Linked DNA regions of Homo sapiens: region 1 is linked to region 2. Evidence: chromatin loops called from intact Hi-C (ENCODE). Cell type or tissue: gastrocnemius medialis. All regions are shown on one strand.

The links. Peaks named below come from ENCODE experiments on the same cell type or tissue, not always from the same donor. Only the 100,000 strongest peaks of a DNase experiment are listed, where the experiment ranks them.
Region 1: it touches region 2 in a loop (2.4-fold over the local background); 3 of 110 quality-filtered maps call a loop at or near these places.

The regions. Positions count from the first base shown.
Region 1 is chr11:10,599,650-10,607,649 of GRCh38, forward strand. It overlaps IRAG1 (inositol 1,4,5-triphosphate receptor associated 1), which reads right to left. Exons shown (of 21, transcript NM_130385.4): 12 at 7,093-7,123; 13 at 4,756-4,896; 14 at 3,471-3,602; 15 at 1,269-1,410. It overlaps IRAG1-AS1 (IRAG1 antisense RNA 1), which reads left to right. Exons shown (of 4, transcript NR_046375.1): 4 at 42-283. Among named protein-coding and RNA genes, the nearest start is that of LYVE1, 35 kb to the left of the region's middle. RefSeq lists enhancers at 6,473-6,767, 6,493-6,787. In gastrocnemius medialis, no CTCF peak of the experiment used is centred here; DNase peaks (open chromatin) are centred at 342, 1,102, 2,452, 4,942 and 1 weaker place; H3K27ac peaks cover 6,441 bases.
Region 2 is chr11:10,401,792-10,409,791 of GRCh38, forward strand. The region is part of intron 2 of CAND1.11 (a long non-coding RNA gene); the gene reads left to right. Among named protein-coding and RNA genes, the nearest start is that of AMPD3, 49 kb to the right of the region's middle. RefSeq lists enhancers at 7,026-7,526, 7,527-8,000. In gastrocnemius medialis, a CTCF peak has its summit at 4,529 (motif pointing right); DNase peaks (open chromatin) are centred at 4,240, 4,590, 6,144 and 7,570; H3K27ac peaks cover 4,400 bases.

The sequences.
Region 1 (8,000 bases), 200 kb after region 2:
CTTCTGCAGCTCTTGGTAACACGGATGTTTGCATTCCACAGGGATTCCTGTTGCTAAAAGGTCTGTTTTCTCCTGCTAGCCACCCTCATCAGCCAGAGTTCAAACCCTGACAGTGCCCATGGAGAGATCTGGTCCAAGGCACCAACCTCTTCCTGCTGGACTGAGAAAGAGCCTCCTACTGTGTCTCTCTTTACCTCAGCTTTTGCACACCTCCAATATATTGTCCACTGAAGTCAGAATAATCTAAAAATAAAGGCTGATTACCTCATGTGGTATAAACTTACCAATGACTCCCCGTTGCCTAGAGGCTCAAATTGCTAGCATGGCCTGGCGTGTGGCCCTGGTCAACCAAGTCTCACTTCCACACCCTGACACTGCCACTATGACAAACTGTTTGTTTCATCTTGTTTTCACCCCCAACCTCCACACCTTTGTCCATGCTGGTTTCTCCACTTGGGATGTGTCTTCCTCTATTGACTGGAGAACTCCTATTTTTACTTTAAAACACCAACAAGATACCATCCCTCTTTGAAGGCTTCTTTGTCTCCCTTCAAGCAGAATCAGGTGGGCCCTCCCCCGTGCTCCTATAGCAATTCGTATAGAACTTCTAAACAAGAGTATTTCTTTGAAACTTCTGTCTTACCCATGAGTCTGCTGTTTTTCTCCGTAACATCTCCTTCAGCCAGACTCTCACTCCACCCTAACTGCCCAGGTTTCACCCCTCACCTGGACTGTTGCAAGAACATCTTCATGGGGTTTTCTATCCCTGCTTTGTCCCAGTAATGTAACTGCCACACCACAGTTAAAGGGAATCTTCTTAAACTACATATATGATCAAGTCATTTTCTTGATTAAAATCATTGGCTGGATCCCTAATGCTTTCCAGAATAAAGCCCAAATTCCTTAGCATGTGCTGCCTAAAAGGGGATCCCAAAGCACACGGACTGACAGGGTCTAGGGTCACTCTCAGACCCTGTAAGTCCAAGAGCTCTTGTAGCCCATGGGCTTTGTATCCATGGTCAGCCACTGTGATTTATTGCTTTGGGAGTTAGGAAGTCACTTTGGAAAGGCTCATGTTTCCTGGTTCCAGACTGCCCTGCCAGGCCCACTGAAGCAGCTGCTGGGAGGCCCCTGTGGGCAGCACTAGACAGGAGTGCTGCTCAACTGGAAATAAGTCCTGGGGCTGTTCTGACAGCTCTAATCCTAGCCAAGAGCTCTTGGAAGTCCACCTTGTAGGGCCAAGATGGGGCAGGAGCCTAGGTCCTTACCAGAGGGGCCACAGCTGCGGCTTGAATTCTGATTTGCAAGCTTTTTAAACTCCATGAGCTCCGCATGGTCCTTCTCATACGTCCTCTTTAGATTCTCCACATACTGCATCATCACTTCCGTTGCTTTCGACATGCGCTTTTCCTGCGGGGAAGGAGCGCATGAGTGCATGAGGCCATTGGAGGAAAGGCTCCGTTGGCACTTATTTGCTCTGACCTAGGGTCTGGGCTAGGAGAATCAAAAGGATACAGGGACAAGACTCTGCCCTCTGAAGAGTTTGCTGTCTGCCATGTGAGCTGAGAGGTGGACTCAGCACCTGCGCTTAGGGAGAATGAGAAAAGCACAGCCACCACACTGCAGGAGATGACAGGCAGAGGAGAGTTGTTTCTGCTTGCAGAGAACGGGTCAGGGGAGGCTTCATGGAGAGGGAATGCAGTGGATGTAGGATGTGAGCAGCATCTGGGCCCATAGACAAGGGCAGGAGGGACACAGCGTTCAGGCCAGGGAACTCCAAGAGGAGTCTAGAGGCAGGGAAGCACAGGGCTTATATGTAGATGAGGTTTTATCCTCTGAATAAGAGTCCTCTGGAGAGTGAAGAAAGGCACGACGACAAATTATGCTGGGACAATCGACATAATAAACCAGGGCTGTCCAGAAAGCCCAGACACTGCAGGTCCTCCTACCTATGTAGGGATCAGCAAGCAGTTGGGTCTATTTGTAAGTCTGGGTTGTGAAGGACCTCGAATGCTAGACAAAGGAATTTGAACTTATTCTGAAGGAAAAGGGAAGCCATTGAATATCTCCCTTAAAGTAAGAGAGTAATATAATCAGGTCATAGGTAGAGATGGGACTCAAGGGAGTGAGACTGGTGGCAGTGAGGGCAGCAGGTAAAAACAGGATGAAGCCTGACCTGGCCCAGTGGAGCCAGAGAGGAAGGCAAAGACTGAGACATAGCAGCCAAGACGAGGGAGCCATTTGGAGAAGGGAGCAGATGGCGTGAGTGACAGGTGGGCTGAGGCACAAGTTTGGGAAGCCTGCACACAATGAGAACAATTTCTCTCTGCTCATACCCCAGTTAGATCCCTCAGAGGATCTAGCTCAGGCCCTGCCTGGCCACAGAGGGACACACCCAGTGGCTTCGCAGGAACAGGTCCCACAGTCATGCGTGGCTGAGACCAGCTACTTCCCTAGAGTCCTCCCGTGTTGCTGCTCCCAGCTGGAGTGACTTCCTGGGCACCACTGCTGAGTCAGATGTCCTTGTCCTGAAGGACACAGGGTGGGATGGCCCAGCGACAGGTCTTTCTTTTATTTAATAGGAACTGCTCAGGGCTGCACCACCCCAGGAACCTCCTCTCATGTAACCAGAGCAGCAGGACATAGATTCATGTCATAGCAACATAATAACAACATCCAAATGCTTTACAAGTACGGCAGCAACCCTCTATGGCAGATACTGTGACCATCCTCATTTTATACTTGAAAAGACTGAAGCAGAGAAACCTCAGTAAGGGGCCCAAGGTCACACAGCGAATGAAGGTTGGAGCCAGGATTAGAACTCGGGCAATGTGCTCCTGCTACAACATGGGGGGCCGGGGCGGGGCTCTGTATGCTTCAGGACTTCAAAGTGGCCAAGAGAGAGCCAGACCTGGGCCTGTGCCCCGCTCCGCCACTAACGCTTTTACTTTCTGAGACTCTGCATCTTCATCTGGGAGACAGGATATTTATAGGGTTGCTGGGTGGATTTAATGAGACAAAGCAGGTTTTCCTAAAGTATGTTTTGTCAAATACTAGCTCCATGGGAGTTGAACAGGTATTTTTTGAGAAAAATAAAATGGAGAGCTGTGGGGGGAATTCTTCAGTTAAATACGTTTGGGAACTATGTAGGTAAAGTGAACCAGCCTTCTCCACCACAGGAGTTACCAAAGCCTTGATTAGGCCAATGTGTTAGAAATTTCCAAGAAAGAAAGATAGTATGCAGTAGTCCCCAAACTTGTGCGTCCACAGAAACCTTTTTCCACAAAGCACCTTGAGGGTTCAGTGATCTGCCAAAAATACTCTGAATAATACTGCAATGATGTGCATAGGATGCCTGGCCCAGAGGAAGCCACCTCTAAGTGGTATCTGTAGTTGCCGCTGCTTGGGTGATTGCTCTACTTTACGTAGGTGGAACAGAGTTGGCAAGACCGGGGGCTGGAGAGACTCACCTGGCGGACGGCGCCTACCACCTCAGCTCGGCTGGAGAGGCGGGCAGCCAGGCGGTGCAGGACAGCGATGTCCTCCAGCAACTTCTGGTAGGTTTCCCGGTGCTCACAGTGGTGCCAGAGTGAAGCTGAGGACTGAACAGGAGTAGGAGCATCACCTGGGGTCCTCAAATAATGTTATGGACTAAATCAGCAGTCCCCAACCTTTTCGGCCTCAGGGACTGGTTTGGAAGACAATTTTTCCACAAACCTGGTGGGGGCGATGGTTTGGGGATGAAACTCTTCCACCTCTGATCATTAGATTCTTATAAGGAGGGTACAACCTAGATCCTTCGCATGCACAGTTTACAATAGGGTTCGTGACCCTATGGGAATCGAATGCTGCTGCTGATCTGACAGGCGGCGGAGCTCAGGAGGTCATGCTCTCAGGCAGCTCACCTCCTACTGTGCAGCCTGGTTCCTAACAGGCCATGGTTTGGTACCGGTTTGCGGCCTGGCCCAGGGGATGCGGACCACTGGGCTAAATGTCTGTGCCCCCCACAAAGTCATCTGCTGACTTTTGGGGGGACATATCCTAACTCCTCAATGTGATAGTGAAGTGGGGCCTGGGCGAGGTGATTAGGTGAGGAGAGTGGAGCCCCACGAATGGAATTAGTGCTCTTATAAAAGGGACCCCAGAGAGTTCTGTTCTCTTTCCACCATGTAAGATATAATGGAAAGGTGGTAGTCTGCAAGCCAGAGATGGCCCTCACCAGAACCCGACCATGCTGGTGCCCTGATCTTGGCCTTCCAGCCTCCAGAACTATGAGAAATAAATGTTTGCCATTTAAGCCACCCAGTCTAAGGCCCTTTGTTACAGCAATTCAAACTGACTAAGACACACACCAAGCCTAGACTCAGCTCTCATGAAAGCAGCTCTGGGCCCCATCCAGGCTGAGAGAAGTGGCCTCTGCAGGGCCTGGGCCACAGTTTCTTCTGGTGCTTGGAGAAGCCCAATGTGAACACGCTATCCCTGGCGCCTGAAAGTAGGAGTCACACCCAGGCCACCCTGCCCCCTTCTGAGAAGCTCCCAAGGCTTTGGAGGACCTGTCCACAGCCCTGAGGGAACCAGGCCTTTGGGATCTCTGCCTCAGTTCCCCCCAACTCTCTGAGGAACACTGTCAGAGTCTTGGCTCAATTTTTCACTTCAGGAGACTATACTTGGTACCTGAGAGAAGCATGACACCCTGTATGGCCCTTGGGGACAGTCTCTGCTCCAGGGATTCCTCACATCAGGCTCCACAATTACCGTAATGGAAGCTTTGAAGTTTTCCAGTTCTTTCTCAGTGTTCTCCTCTGTCAGGTTGCGTTCCCTTTCAGCCTGGTTAATTCTAGATTCCAGAGTGTAGCTGTCATTTCTAAAGGCCAAGGACAGTTGCACAAACACGTTCTGTTGGGAACAAGGGTGTGAGAGAGGTGCTGGGAGGAGTTACTGCAGAGGACAAGGCTGCAGCTGTGCTCCTTGCACGAGCGTTTTGCAACGGCCCCTGGAACAGCCGCCAAAGCACCAAAGCAGCCATGTGCAAGGGAAACGCTCACTTCACAGGAAACCACAAAAAAGATGGTAAAGCAGGGACCAAGGTCCACGCTAGGCCCTTCCCAGAACCGGAGGTCCAAATGTATTCTACCAAAAAATAAGAAGAGAATAACACTTTGCTTTTTCCTGAATTTTAAGAAAATAACATCCTGTATCTGGGTTTAGATAAACTCAGGCCAGTACAGCTAATTGTGTAAGCATCTGGATTTATGCTGGGATTTATTGCATGAGGGGTTTTGGAGATTTTGCAGGAAAATACTGTATTGAAAGAAACTCCATGTGAGATTTAAGCATTGTTGACGTAAAGCAAACTTCAATCAGCATCTAGCCCGAGTATTCCAAATCCTGTATTGATAGAAGCTTTAAGTAGCTGCCAGGAGATTAAATAAGGCCAGGTATGATTCTGTTCGGTTAAGCTTTCTGGAATAAATAAATGTTTCATGCTAAAATTGCAGCCTGCATGAACAGACTTTGAAAAGATAATATTGGTCATACATGGAATTCCCAGAACAGTAGGAAACTACTAGGGAGAAGAAATAGACAGATGGACCTCACTCAGGAAGGAAGCAATGGTCTTCAATTTTACAGCCATCATCTGCCCTGAGTGGTAGCAGATTTATACCCTGCAGGGTTAGTAACCACAGGGGCTTCTGAAGTTCATGTAACATGGCCCATGGAAGGCAGTCATCTCCAGAAGAATTGAAGGTACAGAATTGACCCAATGATGATGATGAAGGCAATATTGAAAACTACTCCTTATTGAGCATCTACTATATGCCAGCACTGCTTTTCATTCTACAAATTCATGTAATCTCACAATAACCCTCTGGGGTGGGAACTGTTATACCTGTTTATGGGTAAAGAGGCCAAGACCAGAACGGTCATTAACTTGTTCAAGGTGACACGGAGTAACGGAGCCAGGATTTAACCTCAGACTGTCTGATTTGAAAGCCTGTTTTATTTCCACCATGCCGAGAGCTGTGTCCATATACATCTGCGGTCAGCATTTGGACATTAAACAAACCGCCCATGGCCCATCTTCACAAATGTCAGTGGGTAGGCTTAGAGCTCATAGCCCAGTGATAGAAATTTTCTGCCTTACCCGGCCTTGGTCAAGTCTATGAATAATGCTCAATGCTTAATTTTCTATACCTTGATTATCCCCTTAACAGCAGTGTGACACAATGAGTTCTGAATTCAGTGAGAACACTTGGATCTAGGTCTTGGTTTTGCCAACTACAGTATCTAGAAACTTGGTGTGGTTATTTACTCACTCAGTTTTCTCCTTTGTGCTGATTCCTGCTCCACCTGCTTTTCAGAGCTGCTGGTTAGGATCAGCTGAAAGGATGGCTATGCGTGTGTTATAGACTGCAAGTGCAATGCCTGTGTGCAAGTTATAGATACTACCTGTGGTAGATACTTCATACTGTCTGTCTTCCTCTGCTTATCTGGTCCACATCAGCAGTTCTCATTGTCTCACCTCTGATAAGTTCTCTTTGTCCGCTACAGAATGAAATGCAGATTCCCCTCAGCTCACTCACAACCCCGCTGGGACAAGGAGGCCCCAGTGAGGAAACCGGAAGGCTGGATTGCTGACAGCACAGCTTCCCGGCTCCGCTGAGCTGGCATTCTTGTAGCTGAAACCCTGAGGAGGCCAGCCCCCTTTCCCACTAAACTAAAGCTTAGAACTTGAAATCTGACCATTTTTCAGTAATTTTGAAATAAATTTGATTCAATTCTGCAGCCTCCCAGCTGGTTTTGTGTATCTAAGTCGTACATTTAAAGAATATAAACAATCCTTACAGGAATGTAAAATTTCCAACTACCTTCTCCCTTTTGCCCAAATTTGTCAAAATCTTCCATGAACGGACGTGGGAATGGGGATCTCATGGTTCAAGAGGGCTGGTCATGAATGTTCACATTACCCCACAGTCACTCTTTCTCATTTTTGTCTAAAAATGTCAGAGCTAGAGTCTGGAGGAAGAAATGTTTTGAATAAGCCCAGTCAAGCACGGGCACTAAATTTCATAACACACTTGAGTCACTTACCTCAACTTCCTTTTCAGTGAGTGGAGGGGCACTGTGAAAAAGAAAACACACAATTGAACTGTGTGCAACCTAGTCAATAGACCCAAAGGTGACTCTGAATGACCAGCAGACCATGTGTTTCCAGGGGTGGAGTAAGCTGTGTTGGTGAGAAGGAAAAGATGCAATGTCCCCTTGCCTGTGCTCTGTCACCTGTGAGATACTGACTCTTACGGCACCATGACTATCTCTGTGACTTTGGACAAGTTATTTAATCTCTCTAAGCCCCAGCGTGCTCATCTGCAAAATGGGAATCATATCACCTACCTTGCAGAGGTATTATAAGCACTATATGTACTCATGTATGTATGTGTATGTGTTTGTATGCATAAATATATGGCATCCACACTCAGTGGGCTCTCGGGAAATGTGACCTTGAACTCATAGCCTTGCTGTGAGAAATAAGAAAATGCATGTGATAAGGACTTTATAACTCATACACATCTAAGTTGCCATTATAATTGTTCTGGGGATATCCACCCAGGTCTGCAAAGCCTCACCCTCCTCTGTCTCTGAGGGCTGTGACAAAGGTGCATGCGGGCCAGAGAATAAATGGTAGGAGAGAGTGACCAGGGTTCTTCTCCACAGCAAGAACTTCTGATGGCTAGAATCACAGAGTGGCAAGAAAGCCCCAGCCGACACAGAGGCATCCTTTTGAGCAGCTCCTCGTCTGTGGCGTTCCCACAGCCAGGGCTCTCCAGCTATAGGCAGTCCCTGCATCTGCATGTCCACTCGATGCTGCTGTGGCTGCTGCTCTTGCTGGTAACTAAAGCTGGCCCCATCTGAAGTCCACACAATGTAAATAATGCACAGGCCCTTTCCTGTGCTGGGGCGGGGAGGCCTGGGAGGGGTCCTACCAGCGTCACAGAACT
Region 2 (8,000 bases):
CTGTTGAGATGGAGGCAGCCTGGGCTGATACTAGAGCCCTAGGATGGGCACAGGTAGGCCTGGAGTTTGGTCCTGTTTCTGCCACTTGCTTCCTATGTGATATGGGGCAAGTCACTTTCCATCTCCGAGCTGAGGTTACTTGTTTGTGTGTTCATTCATCCATTCACGCATCCAGCAAGCCTTTTGACTACTCTTCACCTCCTGTTGGGTCAAGTCTCAGCTCCTTGACACAGTATCTAAGGCCCTTCACAGTCTGTACCATCTAGGAGGAAGCTGGATGAGAGGTTTTGTTTCCTGAATGGCTCTTGTTCTGCCCTCTGTCTTACCAGTTCTTCACATGCCTCATCTGGAACCCCAGCTGGTCTCCTGTGCCAGGCACCCTGGCAGGGGCACACTCTGGGCATCTGAGCACAGGGAAGCTCTGTCTTTCTCTAGGAATTCTGGCTGCCTGGTGCTAACAGACAGGGTTTTGAAAGACGATTTTCCAGTTCCTGAGTTCAGGCCTAAACTTGGAGGTGGAAGAGAGGGCACCGAGGAGTAGGTTATTTCAAGAACCAGGGAGGGCCAGCTGGCCAACAGGCTCAGAGAGGTAGCCTCTGGGTGGACAGCCCAGGGAAAAAAAAAGATGGGAGGACAAAGGGTTCTGTAGAAGCTGAGACCTGGAAGTGGACATGGGCAGGTTGGTTTGACTCAGAAATTGGGACTTGAGGTTGCTGCTGCCTTGGTGGCCAGACTTTAGAGGAGAGCACAGCTTGGATGTGTTGGGAATGTATCCTGTTCCATCACTATGATTGTGGTGATTAGTTCAGGGATGGGTACATGGCCCAAGAGTGGTCTTTCTGAGTGAATTCCAGGAATTGATCCTGAGCATTGGGGAAGAGACTTGTTCTTTTCCCATTGGACATGTATGTGGGAAGATGAAGCTTGGAATTGCTGGTAGCCATTTTTCCATAGATGTAAAGTCTGAGATTGAAGCCAACAGAGACAGAGCAGAGCAGAGGTACAGCTAGACTGGGCAATGTCATTCTTTGAGCCTAGTGTAAAGCTTTGCCTGAAGCTGGCTGTCCCTGGTCTTTTTTAGTTTCATGTGCCCTTTTTTGCTTAAGCCAGTTAGAATTTTTAAAAAATCACTTGCAACCAGAAGAGTCCTACCTGACACATAACCGATGATAAAATTCGTCTTCAGAAAGATCAATGTGATAGGGGAAGAGCCCTCAAGAAATCATCAGACCTCAGTCCCACAGGAACTCGGTGGAGCTCAATTGTTGATGACTGCCATCTTGTGTGGGATCTAATGGGGGCCCCACTGATCTAGAGACCAACAGCCTGGGGGCCCAAGACAGCTGCTCTTTGATTCCAAATGAGGTATGAACAGAACCTGTCCACCTGGACACCGAGGCACCTGCCTTGTTGTGCCACATGTATCTGTGACTAAGAGGAGATTTGGCTGGTTACTGCCTAGCTCTGTAGCCCAGTCAGCTCACATAGTCCAGGGAAAAGGGATTAGTTAGACATCAGGACTGGGACTTGGAAAACCCATCTGGGGTGGAGGGTGCTTCTGAAAGGGGTCTACTTAGAAATAAAGGCGAGAGAAATCCTGTGTCCCTCTGATGTCCATCATAGCCGTACAAGCTGCCACTCCTGGATATGACTTAACCTTTTGACAGCTCTTCCCCAAATGGACTTCTGGGTCTCTACTTGGACAAAAGAGGGCTAGGCAGAGAATTCAGGGCTTTTGGCCTGCAGAGGTTGAAAATGTAGCAGAGCAGAATGAAGATTAAACGGAACTGAACACTGGAACGTAGTACAATTGTCCCTTGATTTCCGTGGGGGATTGGTTCCAGGACCTCCCACAGATACCCAAATCTGAGGATGCTCAAGTCCCTGGTATAAAATGGCACAGTATTTGCATATAACCTATGCACATCCTCTGTATACTTTAATCATCTCTCAATTACAGTCATGTGCCACACAATGATGATTAAGTCGATGATGGGCTACATATACAATGGGGTCCCCTGAGATTAAAATGGAGCTGAAAAATTACTATTGCCTAGTGACATCGTAGCCCTCATAAAATCATAGTGCAATGCATCATTTACATGTTGTGATGATAAACAACCATTCACATTGTTTCTGGTGTAAACAAACCTACTGCACTGCCAGTTGCACAAAAGTATAGCACATACAATTATGTGCAGTGCATAATACTTGACAAGATAATAAATGACTATGTTACTGGTTTGTGTGTTTACTATATTATACTATACTTTTTATCATTAGAGTGTACTCCTTCTACTTATAAAAAATTGTTAACTGTAAAATAGCCTCAGGAGGTCCTCCAGGAGGTATTCCAGAAGAGGACACTGTTAGGATAGGAGATGACAGCTCCATGCATGTTACTGCCCCTGAAGATCTTCCAGTGGGACAAGATGTGGAGGTGGAAGACAGTGATATGGATGATCCTGACCCTGTGCAGGCCTAGGCTAATGTGTGTGTTTGTGTCTTCGTTTTTAACAAAAAAGTTTAAAGTTTTAAAATTTTAAAGAGTAAAAAAAAAGTTTATAAAAAATAGATGAAAGCTCATAGAATAGGATATAAAGAATTTTTGTACAGCTATACTATGTGTTTCAAGCTAAATGTTATTACAAAAGAGTCACAATTTGCAAAAATTAACAAGTTTACAAAGTAAAAAAGTTACAGTAAGTTAAGGTTAATCTATTATTGAAGAAAGAAAAAACGTTTAAAACAAATGTAGTGTGGCCTCATTGTACAGTATTTATGAAGTCTACGATAGTGCGCAGTGATGTCCTAGGCCTTCACATTCACTTACTGATCACTCACTGACTCACCCAGAGCAACTTCCAGTCCTGCAAGCTCCATTTGTTCATTTTTTAGTCTTTTATACTGTATTTTTACTGTATCTTTTCTTTGTTTACATATGTTTAAATACACAAATCCTTACTATTGTGTTACAGTTGCCTACAATATTCAGTATAGAACATGCTGTAGAGGTTTGTAGCCCAGGAGCGACAGGCTATCCCATATAGCCTAGGTATGTGGTAGGCTATACAATCTAGGTTTATGTGAGTACACTCTGTGGTGTTTGCACAACCAAATCACCTAAAGACACATCTCTCAGACCATATCCCCATTGTTAATGGATGCTTAACTGTACTGATAATACCTAATAAAATGTAAATACTATGTAAATAGTTGTTATACTCTATTTCTTGGCAGTAATGAAGAGAATAAAAGTCTTTATATGTTTAGGATGGATGCCACTTTTTTTTTCGAATATTTTCCATCCACACTTGGTTGCATCCATGGCTATGGAACTCTTGGAGATGGAGGGCCAACTATATATAGAATTGTAGTTAGTGGCCGGGCTTGGTGGCTCATGCCTGTAATCTCAGCACTTTGGGAGGCCAAGGCGGGTGGATCACTTGAGGTCAGGAGTTCGAGACCAGCCTGACCAAAATGGTGAAACCTTGTCTCTACAAAAAATACAAAAATTAATTGGGCATGGTGGTGGGCACCTGTAATCCCAGCTACTTGGGAGGCTGAGGCAGGAGAATCGCTTGAACCTGGAAGGTGGAGGTTGCAGTGAGCCAAGATCTCACCATTGCATTCTAGCCAGGGTGAAAAGAGTGAAACTCCATCTCAAAAAAAAAAAAAAAAAAAAAAAAATAGATTGTTGTTTGCTGGATTTCTACTCAATAGAACAGAAATTACCTCAATAGTAAATATTCTATAGTTCTCATTTCAGATGAAAATTCAGCTGTTCTCAACGACTTTTTTGTTGTTTGCATAGGTGATCCTCAACTTTGATATGTTCTAATTTTCATGCATGTATCTTTCACTTCTGTGACTGTATACTGATAACTCAAACAGATACTTCATCCTTTAGTTGATGGGTGGTGATTTTACCTTCCCTCTTGTGTGACCACTTGCTAAGTGCTGCTGCTTGGGGATAAAAGGCTGGGTTTCTACAGAGACAAGGGGTATGGGAAGCGTTTATGGTACAGCTGCCCCCCTTTCCCTCTGTGTGCCAAGGGAATCCCAAATTTTCTGAATGCCTGGAGTTTGTCGGTTGATAACAAATTGTTGTACAATGAACAATTAGGTGTTTGCTTCCCAGGCCCATGCTCCCCTCTCCACCACTACAGTCCTTGCATCTGGTAAGGGTGGGAAGGGGGTTCAGTGGCCACTGGTCCTAGGTGATGGCAAGGGTGGTGTCACTGGCTGGGGATGGTGGAGACTTTGCCGTGCCACAGGGGTGGAGAAGATGAGGGCAGAGAGGAGAGGTGGAATCATGGAAGAGAAGCCACAGGCTCGACCTCCCAGGCACCAGGGAGCAACAGAGGGATGCTTGTGAAAGTTTTTATCTGTCAGGACCCAAGATAGCTATAATGCATGTGACAGGGATGGCAATTTTGCAAATATAAAACAGATATATTTAATTACTCATTACATCACTGTTTTCCCTCTGAGATCCAGCTACAAAAATTATCACTAGAGGGCAGGAGAGGTCTCTTTAGCAAGAAACATGCGTCCTAGCCCAGGGTACTGGCTTCTCCCATAGTGTGGGGGCAGTGCTGACTAATGCTTCCCTGTTCACAACACGCTTAGAAAGTGAGAATATGCGTGTGGCACACTGGGGTCAGCTAAAGGGGATTTGGGAATGCCTACATGGGAGCTAGTGAAAAAAATTCACATTTTCTTCATGTTATATTATTACAATAATATACAAAACAAAATATTAAATGTTGAATTTATATAATATTCTAAAGAAAATCATTTAAATATTTTATTGTTAAACATGAGCTTGCTTCAAATTAACATGTCTTTTTTATGTAGTTTTAGGCTTGAAATGGCTACATGGAATTTCTGATCAAGATTTTTAAGGGTTTCTTCATTCTTTTTTCAAATTTCATTTGTTTCTAATTTTTAAATGTTTATAGATTTAGTGGGTACAAGTGCCATTTTGTTACATGGATATATTGCAAAGTGGTGAAGTCTGGGCTTTTCCTGTAACTATCACTTGAATAGTGTACATTGTACCCATAATCATCATTAACAGGAAATTTGTTTGTACAGATTGGTGATAAAAAGTTAAAAACAATTTTGCACCTGTTAAAAAATATATACCAGTTGAAATCATATAGAGACTATAACGGCATTTTCTTTTTTCAAACAACAAATGTGGTATTGAAATTTTTTGGGATGAGCATTGGATTTAGCACCCTTCAAACCTTTTGGATTCTAGTGCACTTAGGTAATGGTGAAGCCCTAATCTGCAGAATACACATGCAATTTTACATCAGATATCCTGCAGGCAGTGTGGAGGTGACTAAAGAGGCTCATCTACTGAGAAAGACAGGAACAGCCCATATACATCGAGTGACTGTTGTCCTGATTTGTCCTGAAGGGCTCTGATTCATTCTTCTGACATGACATGACTATCCAGAGCACTTCCCTTTGCTAAAAAACAAACAAGAAGCGTGCCAGTTTGGTGTTCATACACAGTGTGGATGAATCTCGAAACATTGCCCAGAATGAAAGAAGCCAGACACAAAAAAGTACATGCTGTATGATTCCATTTATTTGAAATTCTAGAATAGGCAAAACTAATTTGTAGTGATGGAAGACAGATGAGTAGTTGTCTCAGGCAGTGGTGGGGGTGAGTGACTGCAGTGGGGCATATGGGGCATTTGGGGGGTAATGACAACATTGTGTATCTTGATCATGGTAGTGGTGACACTGGTGGATCACCCATGTATACATTTGCAGAAACTCATAGTACTATATAGTTAAAATAGATGCATTTCATTATATGTAAATTATACCTCATTAAAGTCGATTTAAAAAAAGAAAGTATACTATTTTGGACAATGAATTTTATGGTTTCTGTACATAGGCGTGAAGACAGATTCAGGGCTGCCATTTCTACTGTGGCTGCCAGAAGCTCCCTCCTGCTCTCCTTGCCCCCGGCCCCATCCCTCTTGGTCTGTGCTCTGTGCTCACCCGACGCAAGGGACACACACTCCTCCAGTGGGTTTCTGGCTCTGTCCATGTGGGAGTGGCACACTATGCAGCAAGCTGCCAAAGGACGTGTCCTCGCCGCTTGGGATGAGATCACTGTCCTTGCTGTTTGATGGGGCCCACTCTTGGCTGCCCTCCAAGGAGCTGTAGGTGAGGTTCTCCTTAGAGGTACCCAGCCTGTGCACTTTGGCTGCCCTCTCACCTGAGGACCGAGGGCATCACCATTGTGCTGCATGCCTGTGGCCCATCTGAAGCACTTCCACGGGGAAGCTCTGGCCTAGGGAAGGTACCTGTGCCTGTCCCTAAGGCTTTCTCATGAGGCTAGAGTAGAAAGGGGGAGGATCTGACATAAAGGAAGCAAATAAGCACCCATTTCTTGGTCCCAGGGAATTGTGGGAGGAAGAAGGAGGGAGGACAGGAGATGGTGGAGAGTGGAGGGCAGTGGCGGGGGCAGTGCAAGGAGAAATGGAGCGGGATGGGAAGAGAAGTTGAGAGTGGTCAGCCAGATGGGTCTTAAATTCCCTTTCTGGGCTTTGGTCTAGAGCAAGTGTTGGCGAACTATTCTGTAAAGGGCTAGATAGTAAATGTCTGAGGTTCGTAGGATCATATGGTGTCTGTCACAACTACTCGACTCTGCCATTGCAGTGGAAAAGCAGCCAAGGACAATGGGTAAATGAATAAATGTGGTCATGTTCCAAGAAAACTTAATTTATGGGTGGCAAAATTGGAATTCATGTAATTTTCATGTGTCACAAAATATTCTTCTTTAGATTTTTTTCTCAACCATTAAAAATGTAAAGACAATTTTTTTTTTTTTTTGAGACAGAGTTTTGCTCTGTTGCCCAGGCTGGAGCACAGTGACATGATTTCAGCTCACTGCAACCTCTGCCTCCCAGGTTCAAGCAATTCTCCTGCCTCAGCCTCCTGAGTAGTTGGGATTACAGGCACACACCACCACACCTGGCTAATTTTTGTATTTTTAGTAGAGACGGGGTTTTTAGGCTGGGAGCCACTGCGCCCGGCCTAAAAAATGTAGACAATTCTTAGCTCATCTTCCTCATAAAGTGGGTGGTGGGCCTAATTCGGCTGTTGGGGCATCGCTTGCCAACTCATGTATTTAGTGTGGGGGGTCCTGAGGGTGGAGGACTTAGGGAAAGGTGTGGCTCTTGGAATTCTGAGTGTCAGCATAGCTGCTCCCTTCCCTCACTCCCTCTGCCCTTCTCCATTCACCAGGCATCTTATCTGTGTAACCCACAGATTGTAATTATGGGTTCTCAGGCCTGCACCCCAACCCAGGGGCTGTGCCATGCTGTGTGTGCTTCATAGCTGCCCCTCCTGGACCTAGTGCAGGGCTGGGCCCAGAGTGGGCCTTGATAACATTTGTTGTCTGGAATTAAATCAGCAGCTCACTAGTGGAATCTGCCCAGGCCTGGCTAGAAACTGGGAGCTGTAGCCAGTCCCTCCTGCCCTGTCCTCAGGGGCCCTCAGCCACCGAGGATGCCTGCCTGTTGCTACGCTGGAGAACATTTTGTCATGTTTACTAACAAGGAATCCGAGGGGTGGAGTGGGATGGGGACCAAGGAGGGTGTTCTGTAACACCACAGGGCAGAGAGGGATGGAGATGGACTCAGGGACAAGGTCAGGTTACAGAAATGGACTTTGGCAGGAGCATTGACATGGGGCAGGGGCAGAGACAGCAGGAAGCAGAGGGCAGGGGGAGTGAGATGTGGGTTTCCTGTGGGGCCCTCCCTTCCTGGGCAGGATGGAGAGAAGCTAGATGCCTCCCATGCCTCCCAGGGAGAGCTATGCCCAACAGGCATGTGAGAGCTCCCTTGGCATCCCTGGGGACTGATCACAGAGCACCGGAGACTCAAACTCACAACTCTCCTGGGTTCTTATAAGAAGGAATTTCAACTCTCAGATTTTGTCTGCTGTGGGTGGCAAAGGATAATTGC